Regions from separate parts of the Homo sapiens genome. Here all the other regions are linked to region 2. A link is a loop called in an ENCODE intact Hi-C map of the cell type or tissue named here. Cell type or tissue: Caco-2. All regions are shown on one strand.

Region 1 (8,000 bases), 240 kb after region 2:
CTGTGGCTTTGGAGAATCTGGGAGCAGACAGCCTCTGCTCTAGGCCCTAGGGGGAAATGCTCTCTTTGCCTGAATGTCCTTTTCTTTGGGTTTGCATTCCAAGTTTTTTTTTTTTCCCACTCGATGGCAAGATCTTAAAACCATCATTGTGTATGGGCATGAGAAAAAGGATCAAGTTTTCTCTCTCTACTGGGTATGAGAGAAGAGTAGTACTTCTCACAGCTTACCTCACTGAAGCTGAGCACCACTTACAGGGGATTGGCCTTACAGTCATCTTATATTACAGGTTTTGCCTCAAATGTCCTCTCTGATTATCCCTGCTCAGGAGCTTGTTAGATGTGTAGTTCTTAGTAGATGTTTTTGTAAATGAAGCTCCTAGTGGTTTCCTTCTGTTCTGTTTGCCAGTTAGGATCTATCTAGGTGTATGTCTCTAGCAGAGTATGTGTGGTCGTGCCTAGACTGCATATCCACTTACTGTCACCAACTAAAAAGGCATGTTTAGGAAGTGGGACATGACCCAAGGTAGGCTGAGAGAGGAGTAAGGCAGCGTGGATCGTGGAGCACACTGATGTATATCCTGCCAAGCCCCTTCAGAAGCGTGACAACCACAGTTACCCCTCCTCTAAGATGAGACTTTGAGAGCTTTCGGTATGATATATCCTGCCTTTATAGAAAATCTACCCAAGTACTAAAAAGAAGCAGATATTTAAAAACTGGAGAAAAGTAGCTTCTCGGTATTCACTCCTAAACCTAAGTATTCCTGCTTAGTTTTCTGGCCCTTTTAACTGTGCCCTTTCTTTGTAGATCTGGCCTCTCCAGTCCCTTATCTTAACAGTAATGATAGTGTTAAGTGCTAGGTTCCAGAAGCAACCACTTCTATGGTTTTCAGCTGCTTCTTCTGGAAGTCTCCCCTGTTTCTATAAACAATGCACCTTTGCTTCTAACATCAGTTTGAGACATTGTCTATCTCAATTCCATTCTTCCACTTCGCCACAATTCTCTCAATAGAGAACATTACTCATCATAGTATATTATTTTTAATTCTTCTACTTTTGTGTTTTACTAATATATTAATACTTTTATTTCTTGTTTCATAGAACAGAATAACAGAATAGGAATGTAACAGGATAAAACATAACAGAATAGGAACATAAGTAGAATCATACAAAATGTAGCCTTTTGTGCCTGGCTTCTTTCACTTAGTATAATGTTTTCAAGGTTTATGCATGTTGTAGCATGTATACAACTTGATTCCTTTTTTTGAGTGGATAATATGCCATATGTGTGTGTTAGATTTTATTTGTTCATTTATCTGTTGATGGACATTTAGATTGCACTTTTCAGCTACTGTGAATTTTGCTGCAATGAACACTTTGTACAAGTTTTTGTTTGAGAAACTGTTAAATTCTTTTAGGTATATACCTAAGATTTCTGTGTCAAATAGCAATTCTATGTGTAACTTGTTGGAGAACCACTAAACTATTCTCTGCACTTTAATTTTTGCACTTTTGAGCTCATAGCATTTACATTGTATTCAGTAACTTATTTAAGTTTTCCTGTGCTGGGTTTATAGATTAATTCTAAAAGTTGAAAATCAATAATATGGTCTCACCATGACTAGATAAAATTATTCAATGTATAGGCCATGCTCACTTTAGTTATATTTCCTTTTAGTATGTACCTATGTCTTTCGCATCTGTACCCTGCATTATCTCTTTATTTTATTTTTAAAATTATTTTTATTTTTACTTTTTTTGGAGATGGGGTCTCACTCTGTCACCCAGGCTGGACTGCAGTGGTGTGATCATAGCTCACTGCAGCCTAGAACTCCTGGGCTCAAGAGGTCCTCCCACCTCAGGCTCTCAAAGCACTGGGATTATAGGCATGAGCCACAAAGCCCAGCTGTCTCTCTATCTTTAATAGTAATTTTTTCTTTATTTACCCTTGTTGGTCTCTTTTATTTGGAGAGTTTCCCCAAATTTCACAAAGTGTGGTTGCTGCTTAAAATTTAAGGATGTAATGCCTCTTGATGGGGTTTTGTGTGTGAGCAAGGCTTGCCACCTGTTGTACTTTGTTTTAGAGCAACTGGGAGGGAGGCTGGGGTCATGCTGTAGTATAGCTAGACAGAATGCAAGACTCTTTTCTCAGGGAGCTTAACAATGGTTTTTGCAAAAGAAAAATTCTCAACTTCTGTCTGCCAATGTGTGTCAAGAGGAATGCGGGACAATGTAGGTTCTTCTGTACATGTTTTCAATTAATCCTTTGAATTAATGCATGTGTTTCCAGCCTGCCTTTGACTCCCAGCCCTTATCATTATTTGGCCTTTCATAACTCACTCTCTAGGGTTCTACAGGGCACACTACTTTTCTTTCAGCTAACTCCTACCCTAATGCTCATGGGTTCCCACCATTCAATTCCCCTGCCAGGTTTTATCTTCTACCTAATCTGTCTTCCAGAAATTTGTTGGCATCACTAGCCCATTGAAAACACTTCATTAATTCTTTTTGTTGCTGTGTATTTATACTTTTAAAATATTTTATTACCATCATTTTGTGGGGACTCTGGAGGAGAAGGAGATATATACACATGGGCAATTTGTTAGATTTAGCTGGAAACCCACCATCCATTTTTAAATGCTGATGTGCCAAAGGAACAAAGCTAGGAAAAAAATCTTAATGCTATAAGTTGACATGCTTAACTTACATTTCTTTGCCTGTTGAAAGTTGAACCATTTAATTGAAGGAACATGTGCTTTGAGTGCAGGAGTTTCTCTACCCTGATGGGCACATGAGTCATGTGAGACAAATCATCACTTTAAAAATGTTTATGACAAGATAAAAATGATAGAATTGTTCAATAGGACAAGAATCTCTGACACTCTGGAGGACCTAGGCTAGGGTTATTATGGAGAAAAAAGTCTATCCAGTGTAGGAACAGTACCAGATAACAAATGAGGTGGATGCACTTAGAGAAGGGTAGAACAAATATTCGTTGATGATATACAATGTGTCAGATACAGAGATACACAGACTAGGGCTGTGGGAATCTCAGATTTTAATTTGTCAACAGTGTGTTTTGATTTTTTTGTTTTGTATATTTGCCTCCCCAATTAATTTCACAGGCTTAATCATCTTTACAAGACAATATTTTAAAGAGAAAGCGAACTTACTGAAGTTTTATGCTTCCCTGATTGTGATGAGCTGGTTGATTCTAGCTCTAGTTTCAATGTTCTGGAAAATACTGAAGTACTTCCACCTGGTGGCACTTAGTGAACATTGCAGAACCGAGTAATAGGTTATTCCGTTGGGTTTCTCGAACAAATCTGAGTTATAGCTAGGAACTCTCAACTAACAATTTATGAGAACCTTCTGCTACACATGTGAATTTACATATTTATTCCTTTGCAGTTGAAGGATGGGATGTATGCAAAGGAGAATGAACTCTACTACAGTAATGGAAAGAAGTGATAGAAGATGAAACTCCAAAATGCCTATCTGCTACTTGAGTGGAACTCACTAGAATATATCAAATGCAGAGAGAAACATGTGACTAGGCTCTAGTCAAACAATTGTCATCAAATACTTGCTGAATATATAACACATTTTAGGAGCTGTGCAGAAAACAGTTTTGAGTGGTGAGATACACTTAATTTCAAGCCTCACTTGCAAAATTTTCAATGGTGAACCTTCTGGACACCAAATGTATAACTCGAGCTATTTTAGAAGTTAGAGAAAGGCTGCCTTCCCAGGTCAGAGAATCAGAAGATTGAAATAAGCCGCTCACTCTCTTTTTTGGGACACTGAAATAGGGAATTAGCATGATACAAAGAACACTCTGGACTGTGTCCCCCATCTAAGTAAATTGTATTATGTTCCAAAGCTGAGTTTAAACAAAATAGTAAAAATTCAGAGGTATTACAAAGCTGATCTAGATTCTTCATCTCAATAAATCTGGGGACTGCTTGTACAAGCAGTAGAAAATGGATAAAGATAACATCATGAATGCATGTTTCTCACCCTCTTTACTTTTATCTCCTCCTGAAGTGACTCCAGCAATCAGATAAGTAATTAGCAGAGTATGTTTACAAATCGCTGTGAAGGATGAGTTGGGAAACAGAGGCTGAATATACAGTATCCACAAAAGGGAAATGTTCATAGGTAGTATAAGGTTTTTGAGAAGGCAGGCCATGATGTCATTCAAAGTATAGACAAACTCAGTAAATACTGGTGATTATGACATACCTATTTGTTCTCCATCCGAAATGCAAAAATTAAAAAGTCTGATTGTATCCCAGTATTTGTGAAGGTGTGGGGAAATGGGCACCTTAATATTTACATGAATGCAAATTGGTGGACAATTTTGTGTTACTAAACTTTAACCTATCATACTTCTTTATCTGACCATTATCTTTCTAAGCCTTTCCAGGTACACACTCATGTACTTGCACAAAGATGCCTGTTTTGTATTGTTTGAAGCAGAAAAAAATTAAATGATACTTTAATGTCCATCAACTGAAAAATAGCTAAATGGATCATAATATGTCAAAACTATGGGCTATATACTGTATTTAAAATAATAAAATGAATCTACATATGTTGACATGAAAATGTCTATAGGATGTATTGTTTCAGTGAAAAAAAGCAAATTGTAGAACCATATGTGAATATAACTTTAGTAAAGAAACAATAAATAATAAAGCTATGTATTTCAGTGTGTGTTTTATATGTGGGTGTGCACATTGAAAGTGGTTTGTTAGGACACACATCATGCTGACATGGCTAAGGACAGGGTTGGTGTGGAGAGGATAGTAAAGGGAGATTTATGCTCTACCTCTAGCATGTTTCACAATGAAAGAACTTGAGGATTACTTGTATAAATTTAAAATAAATAACAGCTTTCAAATTATTTTAGGAAGTAATACATAAGAAGAAAGGTAAGGTTGGAAGGATTTTAAAGATTACAAATTGTGGTCTACAGAGGAAATTTCAGAGTCAGCAAGAATCTGGTTTTAACACCCTCATGCTCTTTGCATAAAGCATGATGCGTCTTAACCAATTGTTTGAGAAACTCTGTTCTGATTGACAAAAAGTCATGTGGGATATTGACTCCTTTTCTGATATCCCAACCAACCTACCAGTACAATAATACCAAGGACCTGTCAAGTACTGTTAGGACCCAAGACATGGAAAGCAGCACTATGGAAATGCAGTCTTCAGAATCAGGTGGCATTGTTATATTCTGTGACTTACGTATTTTCTGACTTTTGTGACTGTAAATCTTAACACCTTGTTGATGATCACCATTATTCTCTCTTGCAGATATGAGCTATCTTTACTCATCCACACGAGCATTTCCTGTTGGAAACATAAAAGTCATCCTAGAACCATGAAATTTCCATTTTCCAAGAACCTTTCCTCTATTCTTCAACTTCACCAAATCAGGCCTTCCTACATTCTCCTGGTTATTTCACACTTAACCTACATTTATCTCAAAAACACAGACAATAAGCATCTAGTATACTACTTCATCTACTATGGAAACTGTATCTGGGTTTTATTTTATTTTATTATATTCAAAAAGTATTTACTAATATCCACTATAATAGTCACTTTGTTAGGCACCATGAATAGTTCAGTACGAAGCTATGACATGATTACCAGCTGCTTTGCCTCCTCTTTTTCTTTCAAAGTATGTATTCTCCCTTTTATTTTTAAATGACAATCTGCCTTTCAGCTTTAAAGAGATTTAAAATCTTGTCTGATCCTGCAATATCATCTTATTCCAGAATTCCTCTGCCAATTCACCACTCAAATATTCTGGCTTATGGTTAGAGAGTACATTACCGGAGGCAGGTTGGTTAGAAAGTTCTTGCAAATTTTTTTTCAAATCTGTCTTAGCTGCACCTTCTAGCTGTTCTTAATCCTCAGAGGCAAGGACACATTTACAACCTTGAAAAGGGAAGAATACTGCATATGCCTCATATGCCAATCGCCATTAATAGCCTTCTTTAAGGCAATCTGTCAGGGTCTACTATATTTATGTCAATGGTTGGCCAAACCTCTTCACCTTTTCTTGCTCCCATTGTGAAAAATGTTTGAAGTCTATTTCCTAAGGTGAAAGAGTTTCTAAATCTCAGAGGGGTCAGCCTCTCTGCCTTGTCCTTTTCAGGAGTGAGGTTTCAGCCCTTTTTGAGAAGCAGGGAAGCTTTTAGGCATGGTAGGTATAAGAACAAAGTGGTTAAGTAACAGGCTTCCAAGCTAGAGGGGCTCCTCCACACATTAGCATTATATATATTATTGCTCCTTTCTCCGTTTTCATTTTTTTTAAATCTGTGAAATGGAAGAATTAATAGTAACCTCCTCATGGAATTATGTTAAGGATTGTATGAGATAACCCACATATTCAATTTAGTGCCTGACATGGAGTCAATGCTTAACTCAATAAATGGAAGCTATTGATAGTGTCATGGAGTGAATAAAAGAGCATGCATGGGCAGGGAAGGGGAGGATTCATAATCACGGTGAAGGGTTGTGAGGATAACAACTTTTTTTAACTTTTATTTTAAGTTCAGAGGTACATGTGCAGGTTTTTATATAGATAAACTTGTGATATTAAGCCTAGTACCCATTAATTATTTTTCCTTATTCTCTCTCTCTTCCCAACCTCCACCCTTTGTCAGGCCCCAGTATCTCTTGTTCCCCAATATGTGTTCATGTTTTCTCATCACTTAGCTCTCACTAATAAGTGAGAACATGCAGTATTTGGTTTTCTGTTTCTGTGTTAGTTTGTTAAGGCTAATGGCTTCCAGCTCCATCCAAATTCCTGCAAAGTACATAATCTTATTCTTTTGTATGGCTGCATAGTATCCCATGGTGTATGTGTACTACAGTTTCTTTATCCAGTCTACCACAGGTGGTTATTTAGGTTGATTCCATGTCTTTGCTATTATGAATAGTGCTGCAACAAGTATATGTGTGCATTTGTCTTTATGACAGAACAATTTATATTCCTCTGGATATATTATATCCAGTAATCGAATTGCTGGGTCAAATGGTATTTCTGTTTTTAGGTCTTCGAGGAATCACCATGCTGTTTTGTACAATGGTTGTACTAATTTACACTCCCACCAACAGTGTATAAACATTTATTTTTCTCCACAACCCTGCCAGCATCTGTTGTTTTTTGACTTTTTAAGAATAGTCATTCTGACTGGTGGTAGTTGGTATCTCATTGTGGTTTTGATTTGCATTTCTTTAATCATCAATGAGGTTGAGCTTTTTTTCATATTCTTGTTGGCCACATGTATGTCTTCTTTTGAAAAGTGTCTGTTCATGTCCTTTGCCCACTTTGTAATGGAGTTTTTTTTTTTCTTGTAAACTTAAGTTCCTTATAGATGCTGGATATTAGACCTTTGTCAGATGGATAGTTTGCAAAAATTTTCTCCCAATCTGTAGGTTGTCTGTTTACTCTGTTGATAGTTTCTTTCGCTGGGCAGAAGCTCTTCAGTTTAATTAGATCCCATTTGTCAATTTTTGCTTTTGGTCCCATTTGCAACTGCTTTTGGTGTCTTTTTCACGAAATTTTTGCCTGTTCCTATGTCCAGAATGGTATTGCATAAGTTGTCTTCTAGGATTTTTATAGTTTTGGGGTTTACATTTAAGTCTTTAATCCATCTTCAGTTAATTTTTGTATATGGTGTAAGGAAGGGGTCCAATATCAATCTTCTGCATATGGCTAGCTAGTGGATAACATTTTTTAAATGAATTAAAAAAAACAGCTCAAATTAGGCACAAATTAGCTTAATACATTTTTATTTTCATTCAAATTCCTTTTTGTATTCATAAATACCAATACTGCTTCTTTACTTGTATGTATTTATGATTTATACAGCTCATAGATGCTCCTGGTAGGATAAATCCATCTATTTTTCCAGTACTTCTGGACAGTTGGCCTCTGATGCCAACATGTTAGGAATGCAAAGTTGAAGACCACAAGACATG
Region 2 (8,000 bases):
GCATCCTGAACCCCTGGGACTCCTTTAAAAAATGCCTTCTTTTTTCCTTTTTCCCCCTCAGTTCTCTCTTCACAAATAGGTAGTTGCATCTTCATACTATGAGACACTCACATCAGATGCATCCTCCAAACTGGAAAGAGTTAATTTCCCAAACCTTAAACTGGTTGGCTTAGGATTGGGCTCAGGGGAAGGAAACCCAGAAGCCCAACATTCCGGCAAAAAGGTGAAGTTTTTTACTTTAAACAATTTTTTTTTAACCAGTCAGGCTTTTGGCCTCCCTCTCCCTGTGCAAACTGGAAAAAGACCTTAGAATTTTTGAGCTGTCTTTGTCCCTCCCTTTGTTTTGCTTTGATATATGTTTTCTAATAACCCGGTTTGTTTGTCCTTGCCTTCAGGCCATCGAACTCCAAATGGTCATGCAACCAGAGCCTCTGACAATGGCCCCTTTTGCCAGGAACCCTTAAATAGGCCTCTGAGGAAGCTCTGACTGCCGTTTCCCCAAAACAGTGCCACCTGTCAGCAGGAAGCTGTTAAGATTTGTCTTTGTCCTTATCCTTATTTTAAGGGCAGTTAGATGTACTTCTTTAGAGGGGGGAATGAGACAGCCAAGTGGGAGAAGGTCCCTGGAAAAACTCCAACCCACCTGCGCACTGGGGTGGAGCCTCAAAAATTTGCACCATTTGTAGTGGGGAGGAGCCTGGCCCCTCCTCTTCCCGTGTGGAAACTGGAGTTTGAACTCCAGGGCAGGAAGCACTCTAGCAAGGGACTCCGGCCTTGCGGAGAATCCCTGTTTCCTTTTAATTCTTCCTTTTTACTCAATAAAGCCCTGTCTTACTCACCATTCAAATTGTCTGTGAGCCTGAACTTTCATGGCTGTGGGACAAAGAACCCCGACTTTAGTTGAACTATGGAAAAATCCTGCAACAGCACAAAGCAAGACCAAGTGCCGCCATCTCTGTAGAATAGTAAGTCACATGGTTTGGCCGGAAAGCAAGCATGGTGGGCATAGCAGTGGGAGGTAAGGCTGGGAAGATAGGTTACAATCAATTAGAGAGTTTTGAATGACAAAGGAGGTGATAAACCTGTGGCAGCCATGAGAATGTGCCTCATGGATCTCTAATATAGTTAGTACAGGCAGTATAATTGACCAAGCTCTTCAGCTGCTGTACTTGAGATACATTTCGGTGCTTGTGCTAAGTCTCGCTTTCCTATGAGCTGTTTTCAGCCAGTGGGTAAGTATGTTAGAGAGACTTGGGACACCTTTGGTGGCTTGAAGACTTCTCAATGGTCCTGATGAATCTTCCTTAGACTGCACAGCAGTCTAAGATGTTTCTACCCAACCTTTCTCCCCTCTCTTTTTCACTCAGTGTCAGACTTGTGTTGCAATCTGATGACTCTTCCAGCTTTTCACTCCTTTATTTTAGTCTTCTTTCAGTTACTATAGCAGAATATATAAAGCAAAATAAATTTATTTTCTTTTACAAAGAAAAGAAATGTATTTCTTATAGTTCTGAAGGCTGGGAAGTTTAAGATTAAGGAACTGTCATTTAATTGGCCTCTGGTGAATGTCTTGATCTGCACTATGACATGGCAGAGAAGTGAAAGAGGAAGTGGGCATGTGGAAGAGGAAAGAGATGGCTGTCTGAATTCCTTCGTGATGCTGGAACCTCCCTGACCCAAACACCTCTCACTAGGTTCTACCTCCCAACACTGCTGCATGGAGGAATTAAGTTTCCAACTCATGGACTTTTGGGGGACACACTCAAACCTTAGCATACTCTCTCCTTATTTTCCTTTATACGGGTATTTTCCTTAATAAAATCCTTGCATATTTAGTCTCATTTTGACATGTGACCTGGATTAAGTAGAATCTAGTCTTAGAAGCCTTGTACTTAGCTTCATTAATCCATTTAGTCACAGGGCATAATGGGCAAGAAAGTGAGTCCTGTTAACACATTCTGCCTCCTTGGAAACAGCCAAAGTTGCAGGTCAGGAGCAGCAGCTTCCCGGATGAAAGACTGATGGTACAAAAGAGGCTTCCCTTTTAATCCTCATTATAATGTGGATGCTGGATTCTTTCTGGGTTAAGCATTTTCAATCTTTATTATTTGAAATTATTGTTTCAAATTTTATTACATACCATGGCCCTAGTATTTTGTTTAAAATATCTTTATTTTTCTGTAAAGAACAAGTGTGCCATATTTAGCTTTTGATAGAAAAAATTAAGAAACTATCATAAAGGGAATAGCTAAAAGAAAGGTTAGTAAAGGGAGCCATCACAAGGAGAGATTTTGGAAAAGGGTGGTGTCTTAGTCCATTTTGTGTTTCTGTAACAGAATATCTGAGACTGGGTTATTTATAATAAACAGAAATTTATTTGGCTTAGTTGTAGAGGCTAGGAAATTCAAGACCAAGGGGCCAGCATCTGATGAGGGCCTTCTTGCTGTGTCCACCCACGGCAAAGGTGAAGGCAGAAGGGAAAAAGAGTGTGTGAGGAAAAGAGGGAGCCAAACTTGCTTTTATAACCAACACACTCCTGAGATAATGGGATTAATCTTTTCATGAGGGCAGAGACTTCACCTAATCACCTCATTAGGCCCCATCTCCCAATACTATTGCAAGTTTCAAACACATAACTTTGGGGGACATATTGAAACTATTGAAGGTGATAACCATTGACATTCTTTACAGGAGAAGAACAAAAATTGTAAACTGCAGTTGGAGGACCAAGGCTGAACAGAAGGAATTTGTCCTTGAAGAATGGGAAATTTCATGGGCTACTCTCTGAAAGCAATTTTTATTTTTATTTTTGAGAGATCTCAAACTAATGGTTTCTAGATTTAATGTACACAGGAATCATCTGGGGAGCTTATGAAAACTGTGGATTTCAGCAGAGATTTCCATTCAGTAGGTTGAATTATTACTATGTTTATATTCAGGAATCTTCACTTCTATAAGCTCCCTGAGTTATTGTGATGTAGGTGGTCTGTGGCTAATATTTTGAAACAAACTACTCTAGATGGTTTTCCTGGGATAGTTTGATGTTCAGGATATATGGAGGCAGAAGGATAGACTGATGAGCCTTCTTTAACCTTTGAGTCAACCTCAGAGGTAGGGTTCTCTATAAATAAACTATTTACATTTTTCAAAGATACCAGAACATTTGGAAAGATTTTGAGAGATTTCTAAAAATTTTAGGGATATAAATTTAATAATATTTTCCTAGTGGAGCTATATTTCCGCACTGATTTAGCATTAACCTGACAAATGCTTTTCAATCTCTTCCACTGTAGAAGTAAGATAACAACCATAGCTACTAAATGGGTAGTGATAATGATGAAATAAGGCAAGTTATGCAAAATGGGACAATGCCTTACATATTATAAAGCAGGAATTATCAAACTTTTTCTGTAATGGGTGAGAATGTAAATATTTTAGCCTTGTGGGCCACAGAGATTCTGTTGCGACTACCCAACTCTACAATTGTAGCTTGAAAGCAACCACAGAAAATAAATGAATGAGTGTGGCTGTGTACTATTATAAAATTTTATTTACAAAAACAGATAGTGAGCTAGATTTGGCCCACAGGCAGTGGTAATTCACTGACCCTTGCTATAAAGGCTTGATAAATTTTATTAGTATTATTAATACAATGACTTACAAATAATCTTTAATACTTAACAAAGCAATATATTTTTTAACCAAGAACTAAGTATATACCTCATTTACAATTATTTTAAAACAAATTTGCTTATGGGAGCAATGAAAAAAAAAATCTTGCCTGTAAATTCTGGTGTAACTTAATTGAATTTTAAAGAAAAAGTTTTAACTACAGAGACTGACTGACATTCCATTGTTCTACGTCCCTGAGGGAGAAGTACCTTAATTGAATTTTAAAGAAAAAGTTTTAACTACAGAGACTGACTGACATTCCATTGTTCTACGTCCCTGAGGGAGAAGTACCTTAATTGAATTTTAAAGAAAAAGTTTTAACTACAGAGACTGACTGACATTCCATTGTTCTACGTCCCTGAGGGAGAAGTACAGGCCAAAATGAAGAGCAATGTTCACAAAGGCTTGGTAGAAATAAGAGGAGAAATTTGCTGGAATCTTCAACATCTCTGACCTTTGTTCTCTCTTGGAAGGGCTTGGTTTGGACTCAGGACAGAGCTTATCTTCCAAAGCACAGTTCAGGGAAGGAGCAGCTGTAACAAATGTTCCCTTAGGAGATGTTTGTCTATTATGTTGCTTAATGTCTATTGACATTGAATTGCTTTTGTTTGTTTCAGACTTCAATTCTAAAAAAAGTTTGTCTCTGCTAACAGACCAGTATACTTCCTTTTACCAAATGTTAGAGGTTACATATTGTTTATTTAGCTTTTTGCCTTAGTTATCTGTAAGACTGGAGTTAGATACAAGTGTCAGTCATTATAATGCTTTGCATCTACTTGAAAGATACACTTTTTTTCCTCAATTCTTATTTTTCCAAAATGTCAAAGATTATCCTAAATGTTATTGCATAGGTATCTTTCATTGTAAATTCCTTCAGATGCTTTTTAGATCTAGCTGAAATATAAATCAAAAATTATAAATAAAAGTAATTTGGTCATATTTGGCAAAAAGAATGCTGTTTTCTATGTAAAGGGCCTCCCAAAGTAGCAGATGTATGGGTATAAATAAGATAAACTGTTAGTAAATTCTTTATAAATAATGAAGTGTTTTGTAAATAAATATATTACAAGACAACATTATGATCTTTAGTTCTAGAGTTCAACAAATCTGAGTTCCAATTCCAGCTGCCTCACAAGATCAGCTGCTCTGAATCTTAGTTTCATCATCTGTGAAATGACTATAATAGCTGTAACCATTTCACAGAATTGTTGTGAGAATTAAATGAAATAATACATATGATATGCACATAGCACAATGTCTGGCCTATGATAAACATTAAACATATATATTTGTTAGGTAGCTATTATGGCATTTTAATTTTAATTTTTCCAGCAGTATCTCTGTCAAAATATAGGAAATGTGGCCATTTGCTTAGCTCTTAATATGAGGTCCTAAAAGTTTATCTGAGCATCACTGATGTTTTCTAAATCTATCCTCTCACTTTTTTGTCTAGTAGTTTTGAGTGATCCCCGACTGAGCAAATGAAACATGACCTAACATCTGAGAACTTTGTTACCAAGTAGGGTGGATAGAAGACCATCAGAAACATTGTTCAGGAGTTTTAAATATTTACCCACAATTTAAATTGTCCAATAATTTAAACCATGGGCTGCTTTTCATGCTGTGTAATTCTACTATTTTTCCATACAACTCCCCTATATCAGGGTTGGCAGCACTACTTACCTGAGCCAGTCTTATTTTATTTTACATTTTGGTAACTTTGGTGAACTGAGGGAAGCGTGGAAAGGCAAAATTTCATGACAAAATTTTGGTTTTGTACATATGCCTAATTCTGCTAATTCTTTACAATTTCCCCCTTACCTGTACTACCTAACTCTAAAATCTATAATTAGAACATGAATGTAATGTTTTTTCTTCTAGCCTTTTTTTTTTTCTTTAGGAGGTAGTGACTGACAAGATAATAAAGCCCAAAGCATTATGCTGACTAGGACCATTGAAGTTGGCAAAAAAAGGCCACAACAACAGCAAGAAGGCCCAGGATTTTCAACAGAAAAGAAACTGAGAAATTAGATGAATCCTTCAGGGCCCGAGTCTTGAGTGGCTTCAGTATTCTTTGTTTCTGGGTGAAGATGGCATTTCTGGCTCCTTCCCATTGCCCAGGCCCAACCAGGCGATACTGATAGGAGTTGCAGGGTCCGAAATAGAGTCTCACAGCCAGTTTAGGATCTTTGAACAAGAGAGAGCAGAAATCTGGCTTCGCACCTATCTCTAAGGCGAGCTCGTCCAAGTAGTCAACATAATTGGTCTGCAACGTCTGGCTCTGGCTTTCTCCAAACCTTAGTGAAGAAAGTAAAAAGGGAATGTTCACAGAATGTTCTAAGTTTTCTAGAATATTAGGCATTCAAAACTGCTAAAGGAATGAAGGAATGAGTGAATATGTGAATGAGTTTTCAATGAATCTCTGGTGGAAAGTTTGAGTTTATCATACCAGGAGGCTCATATCTCAGATTGAGAATACGCCCTCAAATAAAGAGCCATGAATTCATGGATGCTCTAGAAATGTGACAAGATTGGTAACCATTGTTTGGCATTTTTTAAGCGGTGGCAAATCTCCAGGCAAGTACATGCTAGCCAGGGCGGCTGCAGGAATTCATGAGATAATGCATATGAAAGCATAGCTTGGTGTCTTGCTCAAAGGAGATGCTTAATATTTGCTTGTTAAATTACTAAAGTACCTGGCAGTCTGGATGGCGTATAGTAGATACTCAATCAATCTTAGGTAAATTTGAATTTGAACATGAGAAAACTCTTTACACCTGATGTAAGCCCCAAATCAACTTTCCAAGGGTACTCGATCACTGTTGAACCTCATTTTACCTCATCACAAAGTACAAATCCTTGAACCTTCACACCAACCCCTTCCTAATTTATTCTGATGGGGATTCTCTAACTTTTCACAGCTATTCAAGCTACTATCACCACCACTGTCTCATCCTATTCCCTCTCTAACCACAGAGTGTAGGTGGCTTGAGAAGTTATGGAATCTGACATAGGCATCATATACAACTGAAATGAAATTAAGCCAAGGAGAAGTGCTCTGATTTGGTACAATTCTTATCTTTAAGTATTTGGTTCTTAACCTAGTATGTATAAGAATCGCTTAGGAAGAAGATAAAAATGCAACTTTTTAGCCTCACACACGGAGTTTCTGATTCAATCATCTGGGCTATAGCCCAGAAATTTGCATTTTATCAGGCAGCTAGGTGGTTCTTGTAAGTAGTTAGATCACTGTACTTTGAGAAACACTGCTTCATGTAAAGAATTAAAAAAAATTCTTACAGGTCAATTCTTTTTTCATTCCTTTTGATAATGTCCATCATCATAGTTCTCTCTGAGGGCAGGCTACACAAGCCTAAGGAATAAAAGGTTGGTTTGAATAGTAAGTTTGAGTCAATATCATTACTTTGTCTAGTTGTTGATTCTTAAAATTAAACTCTGGACATTGAACCATGTCATACCAGTCAGGGCTTCCGTGCTGTTGAACTTCAGGGGGTGCCACCCCCATAGCACTCTATGTGACACTGTCCAGGGTGCACAGTCTACGGCATGGACTACAAGTGGAGAGGGCCAAGAGAAGAGGCTGGAAAAGGGAAGTGTGTCTGGGAGCCTGGCAGCCATGACTAGTGGTTTGGGCTCTATCCTGAAGGTGACAGGAGGCCCCAAATCAAATCAGTGGAAGAGTATTCTGAATGAAGTGAGAAGATCAGATTTATTTTTTGGAAAGATCTGTCTGGCTGCTGAATTTAGGAAAATGGACTCCAGGGAGGCAAGCCCAAAGCTGGGGAGACCAGTAAAGAGGCTGTTGAAATAAACCTGGTGAGAGATGAGAGTAGGGCAGTAGAGATAGGGAAAGATTGATGCAGAAGTTATTACTGTGTGCTCATGACTCCATCGCCTGCCCACAAGTGTCCCCTGAGCTTTGGATGTGTTGAAATATGGTCAAGTCCCCTTGCCTAGAGTCATCAGACATCTCATGTTCAAGTAGTCCAGACCTGAGCTCCTCACTGAAGCCCTCCTGTCCAGACTTGCATCATTTTCTGCACACCCCCTCTGTATTCACAGCACTACTGTCCACCTGGTTTCCAATGCCAGAGATCTGTAAGTCCTCCTAGATTCCTCTCTATTTCTCTGACTTTCCCACATTGAACCAATTATAATGTCATGCTGATTTTTCCCTTAATGATTTCTCACATTTATGGCTTCCTTTCCACTTTGTATCTCTGCCCTGGCCCAGGATGCATCATATTTTAGCATAGGCTATTTCAGTAGCTTTCTCTTTCATCCCTGAGGCTGTAGTCTTTCCCCAC
Region 3 (8,000 bases), 50 kb after region 2:
AGTGCAAATTAATATTATCCATATGATTGAATAAAATATCAAGAAGTCTGAATTACAAAAAAGTTTCTAGTTGGCTCAAATAAACTAAGTCTGAAGGGCTCAGCAGTCCATTTAGCCAACTTTCACTACAGTCTTTGTTGAGGAGAACATCCCTCTAGTACTAGGTCTGAGGAGGGAATGAGATTCTCACACCCTGAAACATGTTCCAGAAAAGAGACCCCCACTCAAAATATTATTTTTCTTGTTCTTCCCAAGTGTCTCTCTCCAAGATTCCAGATTAGTCTTCATTGGTAGTCCCCAGATTGAACAGAGGACTCAGAAATATGTGCATAGGATATTTGGAAAATCAGCTTATAATTCTTACAGACTCTTTCTGTTACACAATCTAGCATCATACTAAACACAACACAACACTAGCATGTGTGTACACATACACATGTACACAAGAATACTTTGGAGACACATCTGGTTTGAACCAATTTTGATTACTAGGATAAATTATACATATTCTAAAAACAAATTGAGATAGTTTGGTATACATTTTTCTTTTCAAGTCTGAACTTTTTCTACTATGACTTATCCATCTCTCCAATTAGACAAATTGAGTTAGAATATTCATCCTGCTTTTATTAGATACAAATAATGTGGATGTCATAAGTATCAATGTACTTACTGTATTCTTTCCTAAAGGAATATTAGAACTGTTCTTTTTTTTTATTATACTTTAAGTTTTAGGGTACATGTGCACATTGTGCAGGTTAGTTACATATGTATACATGTGTCATGCTGGTGCGCTGCACCCACTAACTCGTCATTTAGCATTAGGTATATCTCCCAATGCTATCCCTCCCCCCTCCCCCTACCCCACAACAGTCCCCAGAGTGTGATATTCCCCTTCCTGTGTCCATGTGATCTCATTGTTCAATTCCCACCTGTGAGTGAGAATATGCTAGAACTGTTCTTAATTTTGATGAAGTTCAATTTACACAATTTTAAAAATGAATATTGTGCATTTAGTATTGTATCTAAGACATTTTTGCCTAACCCAAAGATTTTCTTTTTCATTTTCTGCTAGAAGTTTTAGGGTTTTAGTTCTATAATCCTCTTTCAGTTACTTTTTGTATATAGTACAAAGTATTGACTGAAGTTTTTTTTTTTCCATATTGCATGATATCCAATGGTTCCAACATCATTTGTTGAAAAGACTCTCCTGTCTTTACTGAATTTTCACCTTTGTCCATATTGTGTGGTTCTATTTCCAGACATTCCATTCTTTTTTATTGACCTATTGTTTATCTTCACACCATAACATACTGACTTGATTACTGTAGCTTCATAAAATAAGAAATTCTGAAATCAGAAGTCAGGTAGTGTTAATGCTCCACATTTGTTTTTTCTTTTGAAATGGAGTTTGGCTCTTGTTGCCCAGACTGGAGTGCAATGGCACAATCTCGGCTCACTGCAACCTCCGCCTCAAGCGATTCTCCTGTCTCAGCCTCCCGAGTAGCTGGGATTACAGGCATGCACCACCACGTCTGGCTAATTTTGTATTTTTAGTAGAGATGGGGTTTCTCCATGTTGGCCAGGCTGGTCTCGAACTCCTGACCTCAGGTGATCCGCCTGCCTCAGCTTCCCGAAATACTGGGATTACTGGCGTGAGCCTTTGTGCCCGGCCTTTTCAAAGTTATTTTTTAACAATTCTAGGTCCTTTAAATACCTTATACATTTTAGAATCAGTTTTCAATTTCTATAAAAAAGCATGTTAGGGGGTTGATTAGTATTGCATTGAAATTATGGATCAACTTGAGGATAATTGACATCACCACAATATCGGTGGTTCAACCCAGGATATAGTGTATCTCTCCATTTATTTAGACCTTTAATTACTCTCAGCTATGTTTTTTAGCTTTCAGTGTATGGTTTTTACCTTTCTTATGCTGGCTTATCCTAAATATTTCATATTTTTGGATGTTATAAATAATAGTTTACAATTTTCTAATTTTCTACTGTTTACTGTTAGTATATAGAAATATAATTATTTGTTCTGTAATTTTTATGTAGATTTCAAAATAATTTCTGTATAGACAATTATGTTGTCTAAGAATAAAGAAAGTTCTACTTCTCCCATTCCACTTTTGATATCTTTTATTCCTCTTTTTTTTTCCTTATTGCACTGGCTAGAAACCCCAGTAGGATGTTGACTAGAAGTGGTGAGAACCAAGGCCTTTATATTGTTCCTGCTCTTAGAAATACAGCGTTTAGTTTTCCACCATTCAGTATGATATTAGCTGTAGGTTTTTCATAGATGCCCTTTTTCATGTTGAGGAAGTTTCCTTCTATCACTTTGTTGAGAGTTTTCTTCAGGAATGGATGTTGGCTTTTGTCAGATGCTTTTTATGCATCTATTGAGATGATCCTATGGTTTTTCATTTTTAGTTTACAAATGTGGTGAATTACATTGACTATTAAACCAACATTGCTTTTCCAGAATAATTCTTACTTGGTTATGCTATTCATTTTATAAACTGTTTGATTATATTAACATTTGTTAAGAATTTTTGCATATATCTTCATGAAGGATATTGATCTATATTTTATTTTTTTAGAATGTGTTTGTCTTGTTTAGGTGTCAGGGCTATGATGAGCTGAGGATTATTCTGTCCTCTTTAATCTTCTGGAAAATTTTGCATATAGTTGGTATATTGCTTTCTCAAATGTTTGACAGAATTAACCAGTGAAGACCTGGTTCTTGGCCTGTTCTTTGTGGAAGAGTTTTTAAACTACAAATTCAAGTACTTTAATAGATTTAGGTCTATTCAGGTTATATGCTTCTTCTTGGGAGAGCTTTGGCAGTATGTATCTTTCAAGCAATGTGTTCATTTTATCTTCGTTGTTGTATTGGTATAAACTTATCTCTCTATGTTGATTTAATGTCAATAACTTCAGTTAATATGAAAAATACATTGGTTAATATACTATAATGGACAAAATAAAATGCCTTTACATTTTGTTAAACTTTGTTCAGCCTGAAAATCTGTGCTCATGCTTATTCAACTTCCTGTCTTATCTTAAGCATCCCCAAATTTGCCAATTCAGCATGTGAAAAGCCTTTTAGAGAACAGATTCCCAACAGAGAGAGAGAGGCTGAGTATTTTCCATTTTACTTATACTTTAATTCAAATGGGCCAAGACTGATTTTCATATCTTCAGGAAAGGAGAGAGGAACTATGTTGTGATTGTGTGTGTGTATGTGTGTGTGTGTGTGTGTTGTATTGTGTGATTACACTTCTATGCTGAATTTTGAGACCTCAAAGACTTTCTCATTAATAAAATGTAAGTGTAACAGCCAGAAGGAGTAATGGGAATGAAAGCATTTTAAGCAAATTGTAAAAGGGATGGGGTCGCTGAACTTCACTGACAACTCTTGTCCTGGTTGGCTTCACTGTCCGGTTCCACTGGGTCAGGATGGCATTTCTGGCCCCATCCCACTTCCCTGGTCCCATCAGTCGAAACTGGTATGGGCTGCAAGGGCCAAAGTACACCTCCAGGGCCAGGCGGGGATCTGTCAGGAAGAGCCATGGTATGTTAGGCTTGGCCCCTATGAAAGAGCCCAGCTCATCCACATATGTGATGTAATCTGTCTGCAAAGTCTGGCTCTGGCCAAACATGAAGAAAGAAGAGAACATACTGGAATAAGTGTTACAGTTGCAAATAGGAGCATTAATTTCTTATTTTTTCTTTCAGAAAAATAACATTTTAGATAGCACCTCCATTTATGCCCTCCTTTTCCACAAAATTGAATTTATTGTTTTTTCTTTAGCTAAGTGAGCTGCTTTTCTCCTCCTTCCTAATCTCTATTTGAGTTTGATGTAATGTTGGACTTTTGCCTTTGACCATGTGGCCTGGAGTAAACTGACCCTCTGGTTTAAGGAGACTAATTAACTTAGTTTACTCATTAACACATAATTATTCTTTATAAGACATTGCTTAGAATCTGCCCCAATGTTAGACTTTCAGATTGGTTTGTTTAAAAGTGAGATCATGGATGGTTTTAATACTCCTGTAATCTAATAATATAAATTGTTTCATACTAAAGAAAACAAAAAATATTTTACTGCAAAATATACACTTCGTTGACAGATTTTGAGATGGCTATTCAGAGGGCCTGCAGACAGAAACAGCCCTGAAAAGCTGCCTTTTGTGAAGGAGATTTTTATCTGTGGAGAAAATAAAAGGAAGTAAACAGAAGATGGAAACTAGGCTTTCTCGGAGGCCTCCCTTGCCCACTCTAGGAAAGATTAACTTGCAGGAGAGAGAGACTGAGAGTCAGGCACTGCTGAATGTCTGACAGAGAAACTTTCATCATAGGCTACTGACTCTGAGAGTTGCTTTCTGTGAGGTTTCGTCTGCAGAACAGGACAGCCTTTGTTTGACATACTTTCCTCCCTTTAGTCTCCCATGTCCTGTGATGTTACCTCTGAAATCACCTTTAAAAAAATTGTGACAGTGAAAAAAATGTGAAAAAAAAAATGTAATTACTCCATCTTTCTTCTAATCTCCAAGCTGCCATTATTCATTCCTGAGCATAGGCCAAGCTAACTATGGGAGACATTTAGTTTACAGTTTAACTTTGAAACAAAGATGGTAACAGCCCTTTCCCAAAACAAACCCCCTCCTTGCTTGGAGATCAGACTGCTTTTGTAGAACTAACAAATTAGCCACAAGATAAGAAATTAGGGCTCAGGAGTCATGCAGTCAGAAGTCCCCAATTGCTCCTATGGATAACATCACCATTATAAAACCTACCATTGGTGCTCAAGATATTTTTCAGACCCTGCATTCTGATGGGCCGGCTGGCACTACCCAGACTGGTAAACTGGTTCATCTTGTCATGTGGTCTCCTCCCAGGAAGACCAGAAGACAAGCTTTGACTCCCTATGGTTTCATCCCTGACCCAACCAATCAGCATTCCCCATTCCCTAGCCCCTGACTACCAAACTATCCTTAAAAAAATCTAGCCTCTGAATTTTCATGGAGGCTGATTTGAGTAGTAATAAACTCCTGTCCTTCCGTTTAGCTGGCCAGACCCCAAAAGAGGGTTCTTGGACCTCTCACAAGAAAGAATTCAGGGCCAGTCCATAAAGTGAAAGCGAGTTTATTAAGAAAGTAAAGGAATAAAAGAATGGCTACTTCATAGGCAGAGCAGTGGCATGGGCTGCTCAACTGAGTATACTTATAGTTACTTCTTGATTACATGTTAAACAAGGGGTGGATTATTCATAAGTTTTACAGGAAAGAAATGGGCAGTTCCCAGAACTGAGGGTTCCTCCCCTTTTTAGACTATATAGGGTAACTTCCTGATATTGCCATGGCATTTGTAAACTATCACAGTGCTGGTGGGAGTGTCTTCTAGCATGCTAATTCATTATAATCAGCATATAATGAGTAGTGAGGACGACCAGAGGTCACTTTTTTCATCATCTTGGTTTTGGTGGGTTTTGGCCAGCTTCGTTACTGAATCCTGTTTTATCAGCCAGGTCTTTGTGACCTGAATCTTGTGCTGGCCTCTTTTCTCATCCTGTGACTAAGAATGCCTAACCTCCTGGGAATGCAGCCTAGTGGGTCTCAGCCTCATTTTACCCAGCCCCTATTCAAGATGGAGTCACTCTGGTTCAAATGCCTCTGACAGCTGTGTGTTTATTAAACTCTCTCTATTGGAAAAACCTGCTGTTCTCAGGGCATCAGCTTTTCTGGGCAGTGAGCAAGATGAATCTGTTGGGTGATTACACCTCCCCCAAAGCCCAGAGAAACTTGGTCTAATCTGTGTTCTTTGGACTTATTAATTTCCTCTGAAAAATCATTTACTTTTACACTTCCATCTCCCCTAACCCCAGTGAAGAGAATATTTAAACATGAATGATCTGGCCCTCCTTTGAGTTCATGTTTTGTAAGGCTCTCATGCACACATGTGCACGTAATAAATCTGTCACGTTTTCTCTTGTTAACCTGTCTTTTGTTATAGGGGTGTTGGCCATTACCTTTTATGACAGAGAGAAAAGAGATCACCTCCTTTCCGCCTCTATAGTTCTTTTAGTTGGAATATGGTGTAATTTGCTTTTTGAAACTCTGAAGAGCAGCTTATCATTTAAGCAATAAGATGAACATTTTAACCTCTCTATTTCCTCATTTTTATTTCTACTGGGCTCTAAAGGAAAGGGTATCAAGCTGCATGAATTGTTAGCACATAAAAGTGCCCAACTCTGCAAGTTGTTCGTCAACTGGCTGAAGTTGTGCAGGAGAGGTTTTGTTGAATCTGAGGGTTCCATTTCTTTTCTTCTCTAGGCCCTGAATGGGTGACTACATTGTGGCATTCAATGTGAGAGAAGAAAAATAGCTCAGAGTAGTTTGCACTATGTGAGGTATGCAAAATTTATCAAGCTGAGAGAGCCACGTGTATGGGACTTGTCATGCTGCCCTCTACCAATGCCTGGCGGCAATTGTTAAAAGGCATTTTTATTCCTGACTAGCTGTCTCACTCATCATCTTCATGTTCGTAGAATTTGTGATACGAAGAACAGTATATAGCCAATCAATAGCTTATATAATTTTAATGTAAGTTCTTGGTAAACAACTTAGAAGTTGACTCTTTTGTATTTCCTTTAAAAAACCTACTTGTAACTGCTGCCAACGGAGTGCATATTCAGGGCAATTTGACTCTGTGCTCCTGGGTTGCAGTCCTCAAACTTGGCCCAAATCAATTCTCTTTTTATATTAAATTTGCCTCAGTGTTTTCCTTTAGGTTGACATATCAATGCAATGTTAAATGCTTGAAAAAGTAAAGAAACTTCCTATATCAGTTGACTTTGGAAGAACTGAGGGGTTAGGGGCATTGAGCCCTCTTGCAGTCAAAAATCCATGTATAACTTTTGACTCCCCAAATACTTAACTCTTAATAACCTGTTGACTGGAAGCCTTACCAATAATGCAAACAGTTGATTAACACATATTTTATATGTCATACGTATTAAATACTATTCTTACAATAAAGTAATATGGAGAAAAGAAAATGTTATTAAGAAAATTATGAGGAAGAAAAAATATGTTTACTATTCATTAAGTGGAAGTGGTTTATCATAAATGTCTTCATCCTTATCATCTTTATGTTGAGTAGGCTGAGGAGGAGGAGGAGAAACAGAAGGGGTTGGTCTTGCTGTTTCAGGGGTGGCAGAAGCGGAAGAGATGGAGGAGGTAGAATTGGGGGCAGGAGAGGCAGGCCCATTGGTGTAATTATGGAAATATATTATAATTTCTGTCTGACTTTGCTTTTTTATTTCTCTAAAAATTTTCTATATAGTAGTAATCCTTCCTCTATCATTTGCTTTAGTTTCAGTGCCTGTATCATAGAAGGGTCCATGTTATATAAAAGAAGTCAAAAGAAGTCTTAAATAACTGGAAACTGTCTGCCAGATGATCTAATGTCAATTTATTTCTGGCATGGCTTTTTCTATGTCTTCGTTCTCATCTGGCACTGCTTTGGAAGGACTCATCTCCATCAAATCATCTTTTAGTTCCTCTAGTGTGGAATTAAAAGTGTCTATTAGTGGTGTCTATTAGCTGTTGAATTTCTCCATGATCCATATCTTGAAACCCTTCACCCTCACCTTTTTATTTTGCCATATCCATAATCTTTTTCATGATTTCTGTGACTGGTCTGTTGTAAATCCTCTGAAGTCATATATAACATCTGGACATAGTTTTCTCCAGGAGAAATATGTTGTTTTAGGATTGATGGCTTTCATGGCTTTTTCTATAACAATTAGGGCATCTTCAATGGTATAATCCTTCCAGACTTTCATGATGTTCTCTCTATTGGGTTATCTTCCACAGCATTGACTATCTTTTCCATAGAGTATGGTATGTGATGAGCCTTAAAGGTCCTTATGACTCCCTGATATAAAGGCTGAATTAGAATGTTGTGTTTGGGGGAAATTAGACTACTT

The links. Peaks named below come from ENCODE experiments on the same cell type or tissue, not always from the same donor. Only the 100,000 strongest peaks of a DNase experiment are listed, where the experiment ranks them.
Region 1: it touches region 2 in a loop (4-fold over the local background); 63 of 110 quality-filtered maps call a loop at or near these places.
Region 3: it touches region 2 in a loop (3-fold over the local background); 6 of 110 quality-filtered maps call a loop at or near these places.

Annotation. Positions count from the first base shown.
Region 1 is chr1:170,962,505-170,970,504 of GRCh38, reverse strand. It overlaps MROH9 (maestro heat like repeat family member 9), which reads right to left. Exons shown (of 22, transcript NM_001163629.2): 7 at 5,250-5,354. Among named protein-coding and RNA genes, the nearest start is that of MROH9, 31 kb to the right of the region's middle. In Caco-2, a CTCF peak has its summit at 3,277 (motif pointing left); no DNase peak of the experiment used is centred here.
Region 2 is chr1:171,206,763-171,214,762 of GRCh38, reverse strand. It overlaps FMO2 (flavin containing dimethylaniline monoxygenase 2), which reads right to left. Exons shown (of 9, transcript NM_001460.5): 8 at 6,973-7,045; 9 at 2,077-5,969. The coding sequence ends at 5,618. All of the region lies in intron 2 of FMO1-AS1 (FMO1 antisense RNA 1), which reads left to right. All of the region lies in intron 1 of LOC124900413 (a long non-coding RNA gene), which reads left to right. Among named protein-coding and RNA genes, the nearest start is that of FMO2, 25 kb to the right of the region's middle. In Caco-2, no CTCF peak of the experiment used is centred here; a DNase peak (open chromatin) is centred at 4,162.
Region 3 is chr1:171,156,720-171,164,719 of GRCh38, reverse strand. The region is part of intron 3 of FMO1-AS1 (FMO1 antisense RNA 1); the gene reads left to right. It also overlaps the pseudogene FMO6P. Among named protein-coding and RNA genes, the nearest start is that of FMO2, 25 kb to the left of the region's middle. In Caco-2, no CTCF peak of the experiment used is centred here; DNase peaks (open chromatin) are centred at 3,549 and 4,329.